3 separate regions of the Homo sapiens genome follow, and all the other regions are linked to region 2. A link is a loop called in an ENCODE intact Hi-C map of the cell type or tissue named here. Cell type or tissue: PC-3. All regions are shown on one strand.

What was found. A loop is a pair of places that touch in the nucleus more often than their neighbours do. Peaks named below come from ENCODE experiments on the same cell type or tissue, not always from the same donor. Only the 100,000 strongest peaks of a DNase experiment are listed, where the experiment ranks them.
Region 1: a loop joins it to region 2, with 2.3 times the contacts of the local background. A loop is called at or near these places in 1 of 110 quality-filtered maps.
Region 3: it touches region 2 in a loop (2.0-fold over the local background); 1 of 110 quality-filtered maps calls a loop at or near these places.

The regions. Positions count from the first base shown.
Region 1 is chr14:41,582,243-41,590,242 of GRCh38, forward strand. It overlaps LRFN5-DT (LRFN5 divergent transcript), which reads right to left. Exons shown (of 2, transcript XR_001750740.3): 2 at 1,403-6,045. Among named protein-coding and RNA genes, the nearest start is that of LRFN5-DT, 7.1 kb to the right of the region's middle. In PC-3, a CTCF peak has its summit at 4,223; no DNase peak of the experiment used is centred here.
Region 2 is chr14:41,521,299-41,529,298 of GRCh38, forward strand. No RefSeq gene overlaps it. Among named protein-coding and RNA genes, the nearest start is that of LRFN5-DT, 68 kb to the right of the region's middle. In PC-3, no CTCF peak of the experiment used is centred here; DNase peaks (open chromatin) are centred at 783 and 4,013; H3K27ac peaks cover 1,754 bases.
Region 3 is chr14:41,453,373-41,461,372 of GRCh38, forward strand. No RefSeq gene overlaps it. Among named protein-coding and RNA genes, the nearest start is that of LRFN5-DT, 140 kb to the right of the region's middle. In PC-3, no CTCF peak of the experiment used is centred here; no DNase peak of the experiment used is centred here; H3K27ac peaks cover 486 bases.

The sequences.
Region 1 (8,000 bases), 61 kb after region 2:
TTGTTCATTCAGATATATAATAAAATAATATTTATGGTTGGGAGAGAGACCTTCAGGACTAAAGCAATAATTTATAAATTTAGGATGAATTTATACTTTTTCTTTTTTTATTTTAAATATTTGCAGATTTTCTTTTATTTTAATTATACTTTAAGTTTTAGGGTACATGTGCATAACTTGCAGGTTAGCTACATATGTATACATGTGCCATGTTGGTGTGCTGCACCCATTAACTCGTCATTTAACCTTACGTATATCTCCTAATTCTATCCCTACCCCCTCCCCCAACTCCACAACAGGCACCTGTGTGTGATGTTCCCCTTCCTGTGTCCATGTGTTCTCATTGTTCAATTCCCACCTATGAGTGAGAACATGCAGTGTTTGGTTTTTTGTCCTTGCGATAGTTTGCTGAGAATGGTGGTTTCCAGCTTCATCCATGTCCCTACAAAGGACATGAACTCATCCATTTTATGGCTGCATAGTATTACATGGTGTACATGTGCCACATTTTCTTAAACCAGTCTATCATTTGTTGGACATTGTTGGACATTTGTGTATATGTGCCACAATAAACATACATGTGCATGTGTCTTTATAGCAGCATGTTTTATAATCCTTTTAGTATATACCCAGTAATGGGATGGCTGGGTCAAATAGTATTTCTAGTTCTAGATCCCTGAGGAATCACCACACTGACTTCCACAATGGTTGAACTAGTTTACAGTCCCACCAACAGTGTAAAAGTGTTCCTATTTCTCCACATCCTCTCCAGCACCTGTTGTTTCCTGACTTTTTAATGATCACCATTCTAACTGGTGTGAGATGGTATCTCATTGTGGTTTTGATTTGCATTTCTCTGATGGCCAGTGATGATGTGCGTTTTTTCATATGTCTGTTGACTGCATAAATGTCTTCTTTTGAGAAGTGTCTGTTCATATCCTTTGCCCACTTTTTGATGGGGTTGTTTGATTTTTTCTTGTAAATTTGTTTGAGTTAATTGTAGATTCTGGATATTAGCCCTTTGTCAGATGAATAGATTGCAAAAATGTTCTCCCATTCTGTAGGTTGCCTGTTCACTCTGATGGTAGTTTCTTTTGCTGTGCAGAAGCTCTTTACTTTAATTAGATCCCATTTGTCAGTTTTGGCTTTTGTTGCCATTGCTTTTGGTGTTTTAGACATGAAGTCCTTGCCCATGCCTATGTCCTGAATGGTATTGCCTAGGTTTCTTCTAGGGTTTTTATGGTTTTAGGTCTAATGTTTAAGTCTTTAATCCATCTTGAATTAATTTTTGTATAAGGTGTAAGGAAGGGATCCAGTCTCAGCTTTCTACATATGGCTAGCCAGTTTTCCCAGCACTGAAGAAAAACAATAATAACAACAACAACAAAAAGTGAAAACCATATACCTATATATAGCTTTTATTAATATTAAATTTTGTTTAAGTATACTTTAACGGTACACACTTATTGTATGTCAGATACTCTTCTACGTGTTCAAAAATATAACCTTACTCATCTTTATACCCACTGTGCGGTGGCTATTGTAATCTGCATACTACAGATGAAGTAACTCAGAGAAATTAAACTACTTTCCCAAAGTCATACCACTGAGATGTGGCAGACACTGGAAGTAAAATATCGGTTCTAATTTCCAAGCTTATGATCCTAACCACTATTCTGTCTTGTGTATCTTAGGCTTTTACAACTGTCATCATTTCTCTCTCTTTCACACACATGAGACACTGAGTTACCACTCAACAACTCTAATCACACAATCGATAATAGAATATAATAAAATTTCCATTACTTTCATTTATAGCGTTCAAGTCTTACAAAACCCACAAGTTCAGATATGCTTTGAAGTTTTTGCAGTTGTACGAAAGCTACATTAAATACATATTAGACCCATGCGTTACAGAATAGCGTAAGATTTGTAAGAAATAATTTTGTCGAATACTAATTAACTCTAGGTAGTTTTTAATGCCTGTAATGTATAAAAACAAAGTACAACCATAGTAACGCTAATAATTTTTAGTGGTGATTTTTATTCCAGCTCTTTTAAGTTAGAGATCAAATTATGTGCTGAGTGAAATTTTAAAAATCATCTAGTCTATGTTACTGATAAGGAAACTATAGCTCGGAGATATTATGTGACCTCTCCAAAGACACACAGCCAATTGGCAGCGGAGTTGGAATAATCTCAACATCCCTGAATGCCAGATCAGTTTCTCTTCACTATTTATATGCACAGTTATACAGCTTCTCTGCATGGTTTATATGAATTAACTTACTAATAATATTTTAAATAACAACTGTTAGTAAAAACAGGCACAATCCAAGTCTCTAAATATGTATAACATTTTATTAAAGGGTCAGATAATCCAGGGGCATTATTATAAGGCTGACTTTATATGCAGTTAATGGAAAGGTTGTATTACTCTATAGTGTCTCTTTCTTCCTCTACATATATATAGTTAGATGTATAAGATATATCATATATATGAGAGAGACATATATATAAAGAGAGAGAGAGAGAGAGAGACAGAGTTAAAGTGATGATCCTGCAAGTAAGTTTGCATTACTTATTTAGTTGTACTCCTAAAATCAGCACATACATTTATACATTTCATGGTGTATATTCAGATGTTTTATTACTAAAATTAATTTCAGTAGCTTTCTTAACATTAATCTGTAATAAAGTTTTAAAGTCGTGGTTAACAATGAGAAAACACATTTACTTTCAAATACAGTTTGATAAATGTAATTTTAGAAAACGCTGAGGTGATGAATGTGTTCATTGACTTGATTGTGGTAATTATTTCACAATGTATATATACGTCAAACCATCACATTGTACATTGTGAATATATGCAGTTTTATAAATTCTACCACAAGAAAACTGGTGAAAGGAACACATACATGCTCAGACACATTACACTGTTTTGCTTGGCCATAAATAGGGTGTATACAAATTTGCTTCCAACATCATATGTAATTACCTTTCCATGTTAGATTCCTAGTAGATACTCAGATATTTCAGATAAAATATCAAGAAAAATCACTGATGCTGCCTTGCAAACACCTATCATCAGATATTTGTTCCCTATGTATTCAAGGTTAGAACATTTTAAAATGTAAATAAATTATACATAAACGTAGACATGATGATTAGCCACTTACTGTAACTATAAGAGACAAAGAACTAACATTTCTATAACATTTCATACCAAGTTATTCCTATACACATTTTCTTCAAGAATTTTAAGTTATATAGGCAGATGTCATTTATTTTCCCCATATTTTTGAATAAATATAAAAGAATTGTCATTCATAAAGCATCATGATTACTGGTGATTAACTGGATAAATTAAAAATAACTTATGTGTGTCAATTTTTTAAACTATAGAACAGGGATACAAATGTTCACTTTTCCTACTTCCAAGTGTTTCTACAAATACCAAGATAAGGCAGGAGATAACTAATTGCATACTATAAAGAGTTTTTCTTCCTTATCTCCTTTCCCATATATACAGCATGAGGTAATTACTAAAGTTCTTTCTGTAATAAAAAATTGTATTGCATAAGTGTAAGATAATTATTGACTGCTTATGCGTAGGTTTTCAACCTGGTTTAGAATTTCTCTAGGTTATAATTTATGTGGTGTTAATATTTTTGTCTCTCTCAACATTCATCCTGTAGGATTAAAAAAAAATCTGCTTCTGTTTTTCCAACTTGGATTTACTCAAGTTTAAGTGTGACATACTTTATTCTTCTTCTTGCTTATCTTTAAGAGGAATCAAGAGACTTGTTGGATCTATCAGTGTTTTCAGGGAAGACATAACTAAATAACAACAGAACATATATTTTTATACACATACACACACACACACACACACACACACACACATATTTTTACACTGTTCAGATAAACAACTTCTCTTCTGTAAAGCCTAGGAAGTCTTAGCCCAAAAGCAGAATGTTAAACAATATATACTGATGTTAAAGAAATAATGGATACTTCACCTTATACATATTCCTAGTAAACCAAGATTTTATAGTTGTAGTAATTGAAGCACTTTTAAAATCACAATTTCATTAGATTATAACCCAGCTAAAATATCATTTACAAAGGTTTGGGTCATCATTTTTACTACAAATGATTTTAATCAAAAGAAAATGCTTAGAGGAATGGAACTGACCAGTATTTTTTATAATGCAACAGCTCCCCCATCTTACAGACAAAAGAATATAAACTAGAATTCTTTTTTGATATATAATATTAACAAGGCCTATATCATATAAAGTTAATTAAATTGTATTTTCTTAAGTTCTGTTGGACTTGATATATTTTCTTTTCTCCTGTAAAAAGACAAATCTTATCATGGATATATATTCCAGAAGTATCTGTTATATCTACATAATCTTCTGAGAAGGTAAGAATTCATACAGAACACTGAAAATGATAGCACAGTCGCTAAGATATTTAAAATTCATGTTGTAAGGATGAATAAATGCAGTATCCTGGATATTCTAAGTTTTTTTTAGCATGTTCTGAGAAAATACTTTTTCCACTTATCTCTTTGTGTGCTTTAAACTGATGTGTTTCTATTTGCAGTCTTTTTAAACATTTTCTTATATTTTGGTCATTTAATAAAGTATTTAGAGATTTCTCTTCAAAATTAGTTTGACTCGATATTTGAGCAAATATTTATTCTCCATTTTTAGTCTTGCAAAAAGCTAAAGAAAATGCTTAAGCAATTTACCTCAGATCTCCTTTATAATGATTACATAAATAATCCAATTAAAAATCCTAAAAGTTATTTACTTAAGACAACTCAGGTGAAAGGATTATTTTTTGACATTCTAGAAATTGTATCTGCATATTTATAAACTAATATTTCTGAGATGACTTTTCCATAATATACAAATTAAAATTCTCACTCTTAAAAGTTCCATTGGGCTCTATATACTACAGAGTTTTTCTGTATTTCATTAGTATAAAACAAACACAAATGATATGAGAGCCAGGAAAAAAATGCCTACCACATATAATAGTATAATGAATAAATTAAGAGAGAATTACAGATTTTTTTAAATTTTACTATGTAGGTATTTAGCCTACTGAAAGTAAAGCAAATTTTTTTGAAAATTCATATTTTAACATTAAGTCCACATTAACATGATTCCATTTCGGAAAAACCCCCACCTTACCCCGACACCATCTCCACCAAGATTTCTTGAGAGCATTTGGCAGAGAATATATTGGTCAAAGTTCTTGAATATTTAATAGATACATATGAGGACACTTTTAGAATGCCGTAGCCAGTGGTATACTGGGACCAGCGTGTTGGCTAGCTGAAACCAGTTATGCACATTTCTTCCCAAATCTGTATTCACTGATGTGATTTTCACCAAATCCATGCCAACATCTATTGTTTTCTGACTTTTTAATTGTGGACATTCTTGCGGGAGTAAGGTGGAATCTCACTGTGGTTTTAATTTGCATTTCCCTGGTGACTAGCGATGCTGTATTTTTTTTTATGTTTATTGGCTGTTTGTATATCTTCTTTTGACAATTGTCTATTCATGTCCTTTGCACACTTTTTAATGGGATATTTGAATTCATTTATTTGTTTGAGTTCCTTGTAAATTCTGGATACTAGTCCTTTGTCAGATGCATAGTTGGTGAATATTTTCTTCCATTCTGTGGGTTTTCTGTTTATTCTTCTGATTATTTATTTGGTGTGCAAAATCTTTTCAGTTTAATTGAGTCCCATTTATTTATTTTTGTTTTTGTTGCATTTTCTTTTGGTGTCTTAGTCATGAATTCTTTGCGTAAGCCAACATTTAGAAGAGTTTTTCTGGTGTTATCTTCTAGAATTTTCAAGGTTTCAGGTTTTATATTTAAGTCTTTGATGCATCTTGAGTCGATTTTTGTATTAGGTGAGAGCTGGGGATCCAGTTTCATTCTTCTACATGTGGCTTACCACTTTTTCCAGCACAATTTACTGAATACAGTATCCTTTCCCCAATATATGTTTCTTTGCTGCAAAAGAAAAGATACTTAGACATATACTTAACCAAGGGTGTGAAAGATCTCTACAAGAAAAATTACCAAAAAAAAAACAAACAAAAAAAAACTGCTGAAAGATATCACAGATAATACAAACAAATGGAAACACATCCCAAGATCATGGATGGAAAGAACTGATATTGTGAAAATGACCATACTGTCCAAAGCAATCTACAGATTCAATGCAATTCTGAACAGAATACCATCATCTTTCTTCACAGAACCAAAAAATAAAAAACCAAAAACCTCCTAAAATTCATATGGAACAAAAAATGAGCATGAATAGCCAAAGCAATACTAAGCAAAAAGAACAAATTTAGAGGCATCACATTACCAATTGTGCTACAAGGCCATAGTAACCAAAACAGCATGGTACTGGTATAAAAATAGGAAAGTAAACCAATGGAACATAATAGAGAACCCAGAAATAAAGCCAAATACTTACAACCAACTGATCTTCGACAAAGCATACAAAAATATAAGATGTGCTTTACAATTCAAAAAAATGAAAATTGTTTAATATTTAAATGAAAGTAATATAAATTTGGAATATCTGTTTTTCATCAGTTGGTCCTTTTACTATTTATTGTAGGTAAGTTCTAGCCTTAAAAATAGTGGTTCTCAAAATATAAGAAGCACAGAATCACCTGGAAGGCTTGTTAAAACAGATTCCTGAGTTTCTAGTCCAGTAGATCTTGGGTAGACCTGAGAATCTGCACTTCTAAAAATATGGCATTCTAAGGACCACACTTTGTGAACTGCTGCTCTAAAAGTGCAAGTGTTCTAAGTATTGATTTTATCAATGGTAACCACACCGACACTGACAAATCACCCAAATCTTTGACACATGAATGCTAGTTAGTAAACCTCAGTACTTTTAAGAAGTATAATTGAAATCTTATTGAGGTTATTATCCTCAACTAGTTGACCCGCATAATGGAAAACACGAAGAGCTCAGATTGTATTAAAAATAATTTGGATATCTTCTGATATTCAGCAAGTCAAACAACTATTCTGAAGTTGCTATTTCCTATATTATAAAATAATACTCACATAATGTTAATATTTATCCATAAAGTATTTGTCCTTGGAATCAAAGTGTTTGTACTGTTAGAAGAAAGACCTATACCTATCCAAAGTCTACTAAAAATTCTGATAATTGGTGAGGGGAAACCACAGTGTGCTTGAACTGTTTTGTTTTATTTTGTTAGTTTCTAAATTGAATTTTTATTGTGTTTTATCATTTATTTAGTTTTCAAAAATAGTTGTCAACCACTCATTTGCTTACAGATTTTTCTTACGTGGCTTGTTATAATAATACATCTATCACAGGACCTTTGTTTCTCAAAATTAAGACATTTAAAAATTTCACCACATTCCATCATCCTAAATTTAATTTAAAATATCAGTAAGAAAAGTCATACAAAAATAAATGGAAATATTTATGAAAGAGCTTGGACAAGACAATATGTAGCAGCTTCTGTTATTCTTTTAGAAAGAAGTGTTCCTTCTTCTGCTTAGAGTTAATCTCTACTAGATAGGATACCCTACAAACTCCTTAGGTATCTTGCTTCAGCAATTTATTTACTTTTGTCTTACTTCCTTTGTGTTACCATAAGAAAATACCATAAACTGAGTGGCTCATAAACGACGTACTACTATTGATTTCTCACAGTTCTTGAGGCTGGGAAGCCCAAGATCAAGGTCCTAGCAGACGCATTGTTTGGTGAAGGTTGTTTTTTTCATAGATAGAGACCTGATTGTGTTCTCATATGACAGAAAGGACAAAGAAATTTTTTTCGTATTTGAGGCCTCTTTTATAAGGACACAAGTCCCATTCATGAGGACTCTGCCCTCATAACCTAATCACCTCCCAAAGGCCTTAGCTTTTAATATCATGGACTATGAATTGGATGTGATTTGTCTGC
Region 2 (8,000 bases):
CTAATCCCGCTTGAAGCAGCCCTGAGAAACATCGCCCATTCTCTCTCCATACCACCCCCCAAAAATTTTCGCCACTCCGACACTTCAACACTATTTTGTTTTATTTTTCTTATTAATATAAGAAGGCAGGAATGTCAGGCCTCTGAGCCCAAGCCAAGCCATCCCATCCCCTGTGACTTGCACATATATGACCAAATGGCCTGAAGTAACTGAAGAATCACAAAAGAAGTGAATATGCTCTGCCCCACATTAACTGATGACATTCCACCACAAAAGAAGTGTAAATGGCCGGTCCTTGCCTTAACTGATGACATTACCTTGTGAAAGTCCTTTTCCTGGCTCATCCTGGCTCAAAAAGCACCCCCACTGAGCACCTTGTGACCCCCACTCCTGCCCGCCAGAGAACAAACCCCCTTTGACTGTAATTTTCCTTTACCTACCCAAATCCTATAAAACGGCCCCACCCTTATCTCCCATCACTGATTCTCTTTTTGGACTCAGCCCGCCTGCACCCAGGTGAAATAAACAGCCATGTTGCTCACACAAAGCCTGTTTGGTGGTCTCTTCACACAGACGCGCATGAAAGAAACATTTAATAGGGGCTTATGAACAGAAGCAAGGTCTTGGCCGTGGGATGGTAGATCCCACACCAACCTCCAGAAAGTATTCTTTATATAGCAAGCTTTTTTGGTAAAATATGTGCAGCTGGTCATGTCTCAGACCATTTTATGAAACTCTTGTTTGCTGAGGAAGTTAGATAGCATCTTTATGAGGGATTATCTATGCTACAGGCATTGTTTCTTGGCCTTGCAGAACACCTTGCTAGCAGGAGTCAAATATCAGTCATTATACCTGCTTAGTTTCAAGATGACATCACTCCTGCCATGCAACAGGCTGTTTCCCTATAGTTCCTTGATTGCTATACATTATTTTATTTATTCACAATCATTTAGCAAGAGTCAGGTATATGCCCAGTGATATATGGGAAGTTATTTGTATGTTATAATATACTACTTGAAAAAACTATTCAATGTATGCAGAACAAGTCAATCTTCAATTGGAAACTGTGGTAGGCCAGTGAAATAAAATAAAACCATCTCCCTGTTATTAAATATATAATTTCACGTAAGTATGAAATTAAGTATTATAAAATTCCTGTTCAGATCCATATTTGCTACCAAAATAGATGAGTCCATTTCTAAATACTTTTCAGAAAAATATAGTGTAATTATATAATAATGGGAAATTTGAAAATATTTTCCTGGAAAATTATTTAAAACTAACTGAACATAATAGAAAACTGGACAGATTTTCTTAAAAACATTTTCAAAATCCAGTTAGAAAACTATTATTCAAGAAAGAAAACTTGCTGTGCTAGTAGGTATCTGTTTTTAGTATATTGAACAAATAGATATTTCAGACTATAATGAAAGCAGAGCCTTTTTTTCCTCTATTAATTTGATGGAATGATCTTCACACCTAGTCAAAATAGTTCAGTAGAAGGTCACACAGAGAATATCCAGAAAAGAAGTATAAAGAAAATAATAAAAATCTGTGCTGAAATGATAGATACTTTATTGTAATCCATGAAAGATTATTGAATTAGATATTGTAATTCTTTTTTTTTTTGCCATCTTATTAATCTTTGCAGACAATTGGGCATATAATCAATAAAATATTCCTAGTAGCAAGTTCATCTAAAATTGGCTGCAGTGTTTTATGCTATTGAGATCATAACTCTAGGCTATTACCTTTTCTAACAAAAAGTCAGCTTTCAATGAAATCCAGCAGAGAAAATATGTATGCCTGGGGGACAGAATACTTTTCACCCTTATAGGCACTCAAATAGAATCTTTTTTACTCACCATCTATTGTTCATTCTGCCATCATAAATTTTAAAGATTTCACGAATTGTTTTCAGATAAAACAATGACCATTTTTCTACTGAAATTCCTCAATATGTCCCAACAGAAAACACCATATTCCACATTTTCTGCAATCATTCTACGTATATGATTTTCTTGAGATGGGAAACAAAGAAACTTAACAGTAGAGAAAATAAACTCTGCTCTACTTTTAGAGTTTGGCTTTTCAGGAGAATGTAATAAAAGAGGTACAGGTTCAGCCTACGAATGTACAAGACAAGATAAATATTTGTGCAGTACTTTCCAACGCAAAGGAAAGGCAACAAAAATTTGGAGAGTAGGACATTTTCCCAAACATAAATAAGGGATTTATTCACAAAAAGGGAAAGCATTAAACTGGGTTTTATAGGAAATGAATAAGCCTGAGAGGATTTTTATCTCTAATGAAAGTATCACGGATCTTGTATGGGGAAGTGTGCAAATGGATTTAAGGAACACATTGGGATGGAAGACAGAAGACTGGAGTCACAGCAAGGAGGAACAAAGGCCATCAGTTCCTGAAAGATGAGTATAGTTGGTATAAAGCACAGGAAGTTAATAAATTCATTATGAGAAAACTTCTTTAAATTTAAAACATAGTCTCCTTAAGCACACCAGTTTAGTTGTTGGATAAGTTTTAATATTTACTAATATTCCTGAAAAATAGAGATTTAAAGGGAGAAAATAAAACTGGTATTGTGATATATTTTAATTTTCATATTGAACTGTAAAAGATTATGGCTATCTCACCAATATTAATTGAAAAGTAAAGGTTCTTTTTTAAATGAATCCTATTTTTATGTTAAAATTTCAATATGTTGATTAATAACTGAATAAATAAGTGGATAAATACATAAGTAAAGGACAAATCCTAGTATATACTTAAAATTATCTTATCTCTTATTATTCTTTAAAAGAGGAAAGCATAATCATAAAATTAGAGTCTCAGACTCACAATCCCTTAAATAATTTCCCCTGTTCTAATTGAGGTGAAAAATGTATTTTATTTATCCCTTTCCGTATACTTTCAAGTGTGTTGGCTGGAATACTATATTTAAGCATGCACAATTACCGATTTGCTTACTAGTTACCATTGAAAATAACCAATTCTAAGTTTTTGGCTTCTTTAGTATCTTAGCTTAAACCAAATCTGTGTGGTAGACCAGTATCCCATCACACTGTCTATTTTTCTTCTATTGCAATAATTTGCTTCAATCATTTTAATTTAGATTTTTCCCTTTCATTCCTGTGGCTGCCACCTCTCAGGAGCCCTTTACTGGCTTATCTCTCTGCTTTCAGGATGTGCTCACCATTGAATCTTTCTTCCCTCTCTGCCCACCAACACCATCAACAGTGTCTCTAAAATCTTGCAAATAATCATCTCCCAAAAAATATTTTTTTCCAGATTAAAGACTGTTCAATAAGAGCTAGTTATCTATTCACAAATCCAAAACTATTATATTTGTAAAGCCTTTTATTAACCGCAATTACTTTTACACCAATCTAATACATTTGTTTATTACCTGTTTCTCCCAAATTTATGTTTTTCACACTTTCTCAGCATAGTTATCCCATTTTAGCCAGGCTTACCTCTTCATTGTTTCTCAAACCTCCATAGACACTCCATTGCCATTTGTGCCTTTACGTTTTTTTATTTGTTTGTTTTAAATTTTTTACTCTTTCCCAAATGTGTCTCCGAACTCTTTGGAATGTCTTCCTTTATCCTTCCCACATAACCAAGTAGTATTTATTATTTAACTACCAAATCAAATTTCATTACTAAAGATTATAATCAGTCTTCTAGACATATAAATACAAATTGCACGTTGAATTCTATAGTTTCATACTTCACTATTTTCTGATTTGGTAAGTATACAACACCAGAAGACATTCTGCTTTATTTCAAGTACAAGCACAGAAAGAATCATCCAAAACATGTACGCATTGTTCTTAATGAATGGTTTACCCATACAAACCTATTAGATGTATTTACAGAGATAGGCTCTAGTAACCATGAATGAAGTCAAGGTCTCTCCTCTACCTGTTATTCTCTTATCACCCCACCTTCTTCCTTAACTCATGCATCTCTGACATCTTCATGACACAGAACTTTCCTGAGTGGTCTCTTTGTTCTAACACCTGGTATGTTTCCCTGGTGAGTCACTTCCTCTGTACTTATGACCAAACATATTCTTCCTTTCTCCATTCTTCATAATCTTCATTCTTCTTTTATTTTCTTCTTCACCTTCTGTCTCTCTCTCTCTCTCTCTATATATATATATATATAAATATATTATATATATATTATATAAATATAATGGTCTCATCTATTCACATGACTTTACCTGTATCTTGTAGGTGATAAAATTGTGTATCATTGTATCTCCTTTTTGGTATCTCTCCTAAGTTCCACACTCAAATTTCCAAGAGTTTACAGAATGTATTCATCTGGATCCTTCTTTGCATATTACTTATGATAGTTAGACTTCTTGATTACTTTCCTTTTCCAAATCCATGATTTTTCCTTTTACTATGTAATTAGTATCTTCTCAGGTATTCTTAACAAGTATCTCAGTTATGTTTTCTTCTGCCTTCCCCGGTCTCTGATGTCTTTCTGAGCAGTATTATTCACTTCTTGATATAGAACATGTAAAGGAAAAAAGTTTGTTTTTTTTCTTGTGGTTTTTTTTTCCTATGTTTGGAACAAAACTACTAGAAACTTCTTTATTTCACTTAGGTAATGTTCCAAAACTGATGGTAGACATTTCATTAAAATAAAATACATTTTCTTTCGAAGGCAAAACAAATGTTTTTTAATTGTTTAAAAACTACATTAATAATCACCAGTCTGGGCCAGGTGTGGTGGCTCACGCCTGTAATCCCAGCACTTTGGGAGGTTGAGGCGGGTGGATCACGAGGTCAAGAGATTGAGACCCTCCTGGCTAACATGGTGAAACCCCGTCTCTACTAAAACTACAAAAAATTAGTTGGGCATGGTGGCGGGGACCTGTAGACCTAGTTGCTCCGGAGGCTGCGCAGGAGAATGGCATGCTCCACCCAGGAGGTGGAGCTTGCAGTGAGCTGAGATCACACCACTGCACTCCAGCCTGGGTAACAGAGCAAGACTCCATCTCAAAAAAAAAAAAAAAAAAAAAAAAAAATCACCATTCTGACTGGTCTAGGATGGTATGTCACTGCGGTTTTGATTTGCATTTCTCTAATGATCAGTGATGATGAGCTTTATTTTTTGTGTTTGTTGGCTGCATAAACGTCTTCTTTTGAGAAGTCTCTGTTCATATCCTTTGCTCATTTTTTGATGGGGATGTTTGGTTTTTCTTTAAAATTTGTTTAAGTTTCTTGTAGGTTCTGGGTATTAGACCTTTGTCAGATGAATAGACTGCAAAGTTTTTCTCCCATTCTGTAGGCTGCCTGTTCACTCTGATGCTAGTTTCCTTGGCTGTGCAGAAGCTCTTTAGTTTAATTAGATCCCATTTGTCAATTTTGGCTTTTGTTGCAGTTGCTTTAATAGATGCTGGTGAGGGTGTGGCAAAATGGGAATGCTTTTACACTGTTGGTGGGAATGTAAATTAGTTTAATGATTGTAGAAGACTGTGTAGCCATTCCTCAAGGATCTAGAACCAGGAATACCGTTTGATCCAAAATTCCATTACTGGGTATATACCCAAAGGATTATAAATCATTCTACTATAAAGATATATGTACACGTATGTTTATTGCAGCACTATTTATGATAGCAAAGACATAGAGCCAACCCAAATGCCGACCAGTGATAGAATAGATAAAGAAAATGTTGCACATATATCCCATGGAACACTATTCAACCATAAAAATCAATGAGATCATGTTCTTTGCAGGAAAATGGATGAAGCTAGAAGCCATCATTCTCAGCAAACTAACACAGAAACAGAAAATCAAACACTGCATGTTCTCACTCATAATTGGGAGTTGAACAATGAGAACACATGGACACAGGGAGGTGGGCAACACACACCAGGGCCTGTCAGGGAGTGGGGGGCAAAGGGAGGGAGAGCATTAGGGCAAATACCTAATGCATGTAGGGCTTAAAACCTAGATGACAGGTTGATAGGTGCAGCAAACCACCATGGCACATGTATACCTATGTAACAAACCTGCATATTCCATGCATGTATCCTGGAACTTAAAGTAAAATTAAAAAAAAAAAGTATATTGTCCGTATTCTTTAGATTCCACAGTTTGAAGTTGTATGATAAAATTATTGCAGGTGTCATTGTTAGGAAACTACATTTATTAGAACATACTTGCATTTCTTGAAATTGCCCCTCCCTTCGTAATAGGATTAGCCAAAGATTAGCTTGCACAAATGTGACTAATGATTTCTTTACACAGGTAACAGATTGTAGAAGTCCGCAAAACTGAAAAGAGTATGGAAAAAAATATGAAAAGATAAAAAAAATGTAAAAACACATCTTGAACATTCTAGACCACCAAGGAGAGTTTTAAGAAGAAGTAGATCTTTCACATTTCCAAATGATCCAAGAAATAGAAAATTAAATTTTTTGCAAGTGAGATAAATGTCTAGGTAGAATCAGACGGGTAAACCAACAACTGGAAAATGAAGTGTCTTTGTCAATCTTTCCCAGGACTTTTGTCTGTTTTTCTCTTCGCCTCTGTTTCTGCTCTGATATTGATGATTTTCTACTCTTTGCTTATCCTTCCATTTTTGAACAACTGCTCTAAGATAGAAATCAATAGGGCAACAGGGATTATACAGGATGCTTTAAACTTTCAGGTGGACAGCTTCCCTGTCTGGGAGTTACCACAAATGGCTTTCCCTGAGAAACCACCTCTGATTTCATAAAACCACTGTTTTATAAAAGGTCCTCTTTCTGCTATTCTATGCACCCAAGGTTTGAAATTCATTATTTTTTTAGCTGTACCTTGGTGCCTATTGTAAAGCCTTTCATTGATTGACAGACGCCAGCTAGGAAAGTTTCCATGCGGTAAAACATAAGACATACTGTACTTAGAAAGCAGGAACAAGAATATTCCTGCTAACAAAATTTTGCCTCTTTTAAAACTGATAAAGTTGTTTAGCTGATAATTCTTTCCTTGATATAAAAAATATAAAATTATCTGTCAAACTATTGCATAGAATTTTATTGTTAAAAATAGCATTATTTGTTTTTTGACAAAGCATTTTACTTTTTACAAATTAAGAGAAAGCCTAAACCAAAATATTTGGTATTTTGATGTAATGCCATCACAGTTGACTAATATTTAGCCACTTACTAAGGGTAAAATGTTGATGAATGATGTGTCAGATTTGTCATACAACTAAATATAAACTAAATTGAACAATGGAAGATGAAAGAGAGGTTTATTTCTCCAGTTTCCAGGAAGCAAGTTTAATAAAGGAGAAAAAAAATCCTCTATCAATGGTATTTTTCAGCAATTAAAATGTATAAAACTATGAATATATTGATATTCATAATGTATAGACATAATTTTATATATTATATATATGTGATATGTTGTTACCTACCTTAATATATACACATTTTATATAATACATTAAACATTCATTATTTTTATTATGTACATACTATGCAATATATATTTCTAATATTTTATTGTAGCAAAATACATATAACAAAAAATTGTACTGTCTTGACTACTTCTAGGTATACAATTTGTAAGTATTAATACATTCATATTGTTTTGCAACCATTCCTCCCAGCCATTTCCAGAACTCATTTATTCTTGAAAAAATTGAAATTCTATAGCAATTAACCAATAACCACCTCTTTCCCCCTCCCCTCAGACCCTGAAAACAAGCTTTCTACTTTCTGTCTCTATAATTTCAACTACTCTAAGTACTTCATGTAAGTGGAATGATATAATGTTTTATGTTTTGTGATTGATATTTTACTTATAATTTCCTCAAGATTCAACTATGTTATGACATATATTATAATTTCCTTCCTTTGTAAAGCTGAATAATTTTCAATGAATACATATATCACATTTTGCTTATCCATTTATTCATTCACGGGCACTAGAGTAGCTTCCATGTTTTGCTTTGTAAATAAGGCT
Region 3 (8,000 bases), 68 kb before region 2:
AGATAGTCCTATTCATTCCCCTCAATATTAGATAAAATAATAATCTGAGGCTTTTCTGTGTCATAGGCAATCCATTAAAGGTTATGGAGAAACTGAAGGTCAATGAATAATGAAAAATATATTCATATAAGCAGGTGGAAAAACCCGGTAAAAATAAAATAGTAACAAATAACACTAAAATATTTAGTGCTTGCTTTGTGCATGAAATGTAAATTTAGAAAAATTATATAAATTGGATTTTTAAAATCAAGCACATAATTTTAAATGCATTAGGGGAGATAGCTTTGGAAAATAATACCACTCTGAAAGCTTGTAGAAAATGGGCACTTTTTCATAAAAAAATGCTCTGAACCTTCCTACTCCCATCTGTAGTTCATGAGCATTTTAAGAATAGGATAATTTTAACAAAGACACTAAGAGGAATAATAGTAGTATTTGCAAAACAAAAATCATTCATATTCAGTCTTATAAATGGGTTCCATAGAATTCCTTAAACCAAGAAGGGTTACACTCATTTGACTTACAAACTGTTTCGTTTTTGTGGTTTTTTTTTTTTTTTTTGAGTACATATTTTATGACAAACAAAGCATTTTTGTATATAGTTTTCTGGAAGTAAAACTCTTCATTTCACAAAATTTAGGAAGTGTCTTCTATGTGTAACGAATTAATTTTGTGTGCTATATATGAATGAGATGGAAAATTTCATTAACATAAAGTACTATCACTAAATTATTATTTAAAAATACACAATGTATTGAAGTTGTTCTGTAACTGTTTTTTAATGTTTCTACCAAGTCAACATTCAATGATGATATCTTAGGTCCCTTTATCTCTTCATGAAAGTGTTTGTTGATTCTATCTACTCAACCATCTCCTATCAGAAAATAAATGTAATTTGAGTTTGTCATTGGAAAGGTTTTTAGACTTCCTCATTTTTCCGGGGCAAATATCTCCAAGATAAGACAACCTTTAGCTTGTTTATATGGACCACATCTGAAGTTGATGCATTGTTTAACAGAGTATATGACTCTTTCTTCTGCATGGTGGAGACAGTCTTTTGAGAACGGGAGAGAAAAACAGGACATAGATAAGAATTGGAATAATTGGTTTTGTCACTTAATTGAAGTCATTGTGTACATAAAAGTGACTTGGAAGTGGGGACAGGGATATTCAAGTTGGTTCCAACAAGACCAGAGATAGATATCTAACTAAATAATTAAAATTCAATTTGACCAGTAGTTCTATGAGAATAGTAAATACAATTTATGGAAGGTCATTGTCAATTTAGACTGAGCATCTGCATTAGACTCCAAAAGACCAAACCAAAATTAGTCACTCATGCTAAAAGTTCCATGTCATCAAACTGAAATTAAGTTGTTTATCTGACCTTCTGAGAAATCAGGAGAGAGATGATAGCCAAATCCCCAAACAGACCAGTTTTAGCCAGCATGATAAAGAAATCGCCTCTGCTTTAACACTTACAAGGCAAGTAACCTAAGGCACCCTGATGTTAACCAGTCATCTTTTTTTTATATTACATTGTTTCCTTGTTCCTGCTCAAGTTATCTTATAAAAACTGACTGTTCTACTATTCCTAATGGTGCACCTTTCAATATTTTATAGATAGAGTGTTCCTCGATTTATGAGTCACTAATAAAAGACAATTATATTCTTAAACTCAATTTGTTGAAATTTTGTTTTTTGCAAAGAGGCAGGACTGTGCAGGATCATCCCTACTATGAAGGACTAATGAAAACTTTAGAGAAAATAACAGATCTGAACCTTTAAGGGTCCCTGACCAACCCTGAAGTACCCATGGTCTGAGATAGTGAAGAGCAAAGTCACAGCAACGCTTCTAAATACAGAATATAAATAAGATTACTAGGGAAATTGTAATACTTGATGAACATATTGACCACTGAAATTGCATCCAAAAGACAATAAATATGGAAGAAAAATCCATTAATCCTACACGTATTTTCCAGAAAAGCATGTGTCCTTAACCAAACAGCATCTACACAGCCAGCTCCACAGTATGAGAATTGCTCCCTATGGTGAGCACTTCTGCTGTCTCCAATCTTCATCATTATCTCCTATTGTAAGTCCATTTAAAACAGAAGCTTCATGTAATCAAAGCCAGGAGTGAATAGATGTGATCATTAGGGTATTATAGAGATAGTTTACAAAGTAGAAGGTTAAACACTCAGGTTCAAGGACTACCTGGATTTTGATCCTGGCTCTGGTACTTGGTAGCCAAGTAACTTGGCAACTTATTTAAACAGACTGTGCCACATTCCCTTCACTACCTAAATCCTAGAATTGCTATTCCTAGAAAAATCAAAAGACTATCTGTACCATTGTACACATGATACAATTTAGATTAGACCACTGTACTAAACCTTTGAGGGTTTTAGTACAATGTATGATTCAGAGCTTTTATTATTTTAGAGCATTTGGTGCAATAATTAGAAAATATGACCAATTTTCCAAATAAGAATCTGCCTACTTTATGGTACTTAAACCACCTTTGTAGAAAATTACTATTTCTATTCTCAATGGCAAGGGGAAAAACATTTAGTTCAGTTAATTGAAAAATGACTATAAATTATTAAGATAAAAATCTGACAGAAAAATATTCAAAAATTCCCCCCAATGTGACACTCTTCACTGTGTTATCTGATCTGTCAGGACACTGTCACTATACTGTACTGGCTTTAATGAAGTTTCTGGAAAATTCTAGAGATAACAGGAGTTCCTTGATGAGCTCAGTCATTGTAGCTCATTTTTAGTTCATGTCCACAGATTCAAAATCAATACAAACTACGAAGTATCTTATGCACATTTTTATACAAGACGGAGATTACAAAAACTGGCTGAGTATTAATCAAAGCTAAAGATGCCTGCCAACTGCTGTATTTTTAGGGTGAGAAATTAATGATTATGATTTGACAAGGAGAAAACTGGCAAAGACTTCCGATATCATTTGGATCTCTGTCCCTGCTGAAATCTTATGTTGAATTGTAATCCGCGATGCTGGAGGTAGGGCCTGGTGGGAGGTGTTTGAGTCATGGGGTCATATCCCTCAATGCTTGATGCTGTCTTTGTAAGTTCTCCCAAGATCTGGTCATATAACAGTGTGTCTCCCCCGCACCCAATGCCACTTGCTTCTGCTTTTGCCATGTAACATGCCTGCTCCCCTTTCACCTTCCACCATGATTGAAAGCTTCTTGAGTTCTCCCTGGAAGGCAAGCTTGATGCCAGCACTATACTTCCTGTAAAGCCTGCAGAACCAGAAGCCAATTTAACCTCTTTTCTTTATACATTACCTAGTCTCAGTTACTTTTTTTATTGCAATTCGAGAACAGCCTAATACAAGTTTAACAGTAATGCCTAATGAACTAATAGAAAGATACTTTGGTGGAAATGTGAAGCTTGTTCTTTAAAAGAATGGCATATATTAAAATCTAGATTAATTTTTAAGACCACCTATGTAGTTACTCAAACTAAACAAGGCTACAAAGTTTGAGAGCTCCGTTCAAAGGGAATGTATTAAATATATTAGGCAAATAGCATAGCCAATGGTGAGTTGCAAGATTTTTAAAAATGCAATCTCACATCTAATAAATACATCTACTCTTTCTTTAAGTATTAAAATACAAGATTTAGGTAAAGCAAAGATTTATTAATGGTCAAAAAATATGTGACTCAGGAATAACCAACAGAAATCTTTGTTTAGTAGAAAAAAAACTTACAAGTCTGGTTATAAACTGAAGGTAGTGGGGGGAAAGAGAACATTTCTGATAGATGTAAATGGTTGTACATAACTTCTATATCTGTCTCTAAAGAAACAACCATTGCTTCAAATGCACATGGAGCCTCCAAATACATGGATGTTCAATAGGTTGATACTGTTCAACACATCACTAGTTTTAGTTAAACCATTGTGCTGTAGGCTCCAGTCTGCTGTTTAACTCAAAAAGTAAATTTTTCATTTCAGATATTGCATTATTTAGCATTATTTAGTTCTAAAATTGGTACGTAGTTCTTTTTTATGTTCTAATTGTCTGCTAAGATTATTATCCATTCCCTCATTCTGATAACTTTACTTGTAAGTCCTTGAAAATACATATAACAACTATTTTCTGGAGATCTTATCTGCTAATTCCAACATCTGAGTCATCTTGTGTTTGTTTCTTCTGACCTATTTTACTATTGTTGGTTATGGCTTATATTTTCCTTCTTTTTGTGAGTGCTAATTTTTTATTGTATGCTTTATATTGTAACTAATGTACTTTAGAGAGCCCAGTTTATTGTCTTCCTTTGAAGGATATTAAATTGTATTTTAGAAGGCAGGCAGTTAAAATACTTGTAAATCATGTGATCTTTTTGGGCTTTTTTTTTTTCTATAGGGCCTATTTCAGTTTTTCCCTTAAATCATAGAGTTAACACTAAGACATGGCACATTTCTGGACTTTCAGCTGAATTGCCAAGATGCTCTCTACATTCTGACTGGGTCACAATTTCAATGTATTTTAGCACCATGTGACTTCTTACATGTCCATTTGAGTCTTAGTCATGCAGCAGAGTCACTCTCTGCTAGGCTTTCTGTAGTACCAACTTGTGATATAATAAACTAGTCCTAAGACAAGTGTCCCTAGGAAATCATCATGAAACTTCAGTCATGCCCCAGAAAGACATCACTCTCCTTTCTGATACTTAAATTATCAAAGTTTTGAAGTCTGAAATTCTCTTCTTCAGGTTATATTGACCATGTTCTGCAAGGGCTTCACTTACCCTGGTTATTATCTGGAAAATGATTCCAGTGAAGAGCATGAGGGAGTGTGGGGCTCACTTAATTTGCTTCTCTTCTCTCAAACATCAGAGTTTTGCATTGTCTGTAATAAAATGCTTACAAATATGTATTTCAGATATTTTGTCAGTTCTATAGTTGTTAACCATGGAAGCAAAATTTTAATATGCTTATTACATATATGTAATATGATATGCCTAATATTCATATTACAATTATGCTTCTATGGTTAACAACAACAAATGGCACTTACTGCACCATAGCCAGAACTTTTTAAAAATGTATTTATTTAGTAATCATTGAATTAACCTTATTAAATAAGTAGGCCTTTACATTATAATATTCAAAAATTTAAAAATCTAAAACTATATGAAAAATTTATTATATAAAACTTCTAATAAAAATACCACATTAAAAATAAAAGTCCAGGAAAATGTTAAACCAATGGAATGTCAGGATGATAGTCTTAAGTAAAGACTATATGAGTATATAAGGATATATTCCAAGCTAAAGAGAGGGAAATTTCAAAGATATTTCCAAGGTTTCTAGCTTGTGCAACTAGAGTTTTCATAGTGAGATTTCTTCAGTGAGCAATTTTAAAAGAGAAATACATGTTTGTTATTGTTTCTTGACATTGTCATGTGTGGATATAATTATTTAAATTCCCAGAATTACTGCAGCCTTTTTGCTACAAAACTCAGTGAGGGTCAAAGTCAAGAAAATCTGAAGAACACCCAAAGTCCTAATATACAATGTATCCAACTTTTTATTTTGATTTTTGGTTTTTTAACATCATAAGGTTTATTGCTTGCAGCTGAAAACATTTTTGCCTGATAAGAATTCTCTAGTCATTGACTCCATTGTGCCCACCAGACCGGGAACTATAGGTCTGCCCCAATACCCAGTTCTGTCTGGATTAACTCATGTTTGATAAGTATTCTCTCCAGAAGATAATTACATACATAATCAAGGCTGCAAACTAATAAGTAACTTTAATGATATAATAATTTGTAATGAGTTCTTGCAAACAAATTCACCCAAGCAAAGACTGCTTATCTGTGAAAAACTGCTAATCTATGAAGACATTTTTTATCAAGATTTATCTCAAGGCCCCCATCTCACTTTTTCCAACAATCCTCCTCTCTAATGTCACAAACGTTGTGCAGTCCCTATGAGTTTCCCACATTGAATGAGCCAGCTTAAACAATATAAGCCTAAACTTCAAAGCTTGATAAATACCCTTCGGTCCATTTAGTCCTTTTGAGATATTACCAATAATTAATCAAAGTGATGTTTTCCCTTGTTTCAGTAAATTAAATACACTCAAGTTTAATTAATCAGTAGGTTTCTCTGGTGGTATTTCAGGGGGCAAATAGTCTTAGAGGACCCACTGAGATAAAGCCAAGGATCCTCAGTACTGCAGCAAAATCTCTCACCATGTAAATAGTATACTGATCAGGATACCATTGAATTTACAAATTTAGGGTCTCTCAAACTGCAAAGTTGAGTTTCCACATTAAGTCTGAGCTCTGATTACTTTTTTTAGCCTCCATTTTAAGGGATTCTTAGATTATTTTATCAGACTTGAAAATAATTTTTCTTGGTATTAATTTTTCTTGTAACTATGGAAGTTAGTACCTTTTCTGTTTGCCCCTCTGTCTTTGTATCTGTTGTGAGTCTATAAGAGTAAATCCCAGAGTGGAAGAGATACGTAGTTCTGATAAATGCATCTCTGGAACTAATCTCAGAGACTAACTGGTAATAGTCTCTTCTAGACCTTTCATTATTGTATAGGGACATCTACCAAAATTTATGACAACTTTCCTCAGTCTTATCTTGTTTTGTGAAAGTCTAGTTAAAGGAAATATCTCATCTGAAAATTTCTTGTCTATCAGGAGTTGCAGATTGATTGGGTCTGCAACACAAAATGGCCAGTCCTCAGGTGGCAACCCCACATATAAAATGAATAAAAAATTTGACTGAATGTTTCCAGATTCTCATGGGTTTATCTCAGCCTAAGGACACACTTTGTTCAGCACAAACTCCTGCTTTTTTGTGCTATAAACATCACTTTTGTGCTTATGTTTATAAATGGTATAATTTCACCAAGAATAATTTACAATTATAGTTGTCACTTTAGATAACTTTAATAGAAAGGAAATTGAAGCAAAAGGTGAGCAAACTTCCAAACATTCAATAGTCTGAAATTTTTGTATGAAAAAACTTCCAAAAGAAATCAAGATTCCATAATTTTATCCTGAAGTGATTCATTGGCCAAGGCAAATTTAAAAAATACAAAACTTAAATCTCTTTCTCTGTGTATGCATTAAGGAAAGGCCACATGAGCACACGGTGAGAAGCTGAAAATCTGCGAGCCACAAGGAGTGCCTTTACCAGGAACTGAATTGGTGACACTTTGATTGAGGTTTCTCAAACTCCAGGACTGTGAGAATACATTTCTGTTTAAGCTCTCTAGTCTAGTGTTTTGCTACGGCAGCCCAAGATGATTATTAATGTGCTTTGCTACTCTCCTTTTATTACCATAAGGGGAAAGTTAATATTAGCTTTTGTTTGTAAACTATGTTCTAAAGAAACTTATTAGAAACTTTTCTAGAAAACACAAGTCTAATCTCTTTTGCTCTTAGGTCATACCTTAAGACTGAAATAGAAAAATTTCAAATTCTACCACCAAACTAGAAGTCCATTCAACCATAGATAATTATTGCTTTTCAGAAGCACACGTCAGCAGGAATGGTAACTTCATTGCATCCATCAGAGCTTGCCAGTTGGCTAGTGATAGAAGAATCAATACATAAATTGGTAGCAACATGCTATTGTGGCAGTACCTAATTTTGGAATGCTTTGGAAACAATGAGGGTTCTTGACATTACCTAGGAAACCCAATTTAAATCGTTAACAATTAAATAGTTTTTTTCTTAGAATCTTCTTAGGAAGCTATAGAGCACTTTGCAAAGTGCTCTATAGCTTCCTAAGAAGATAGCTAGTATAAAAGTAGGAACACATGTATAAAAGGAAAATAGAAGGCTAAAGGAAATGCCCAAGCTGATCAGCATGACAGGCAGGCAGTTGTTCCTAACATCCTGTCTCCCACTACATCTGAGAAGACCAAAACTTTGGAAAAGTTCAAAGAGGCTATATAGAGTGCTAGTGATCTAGACTCAGGAAAAAA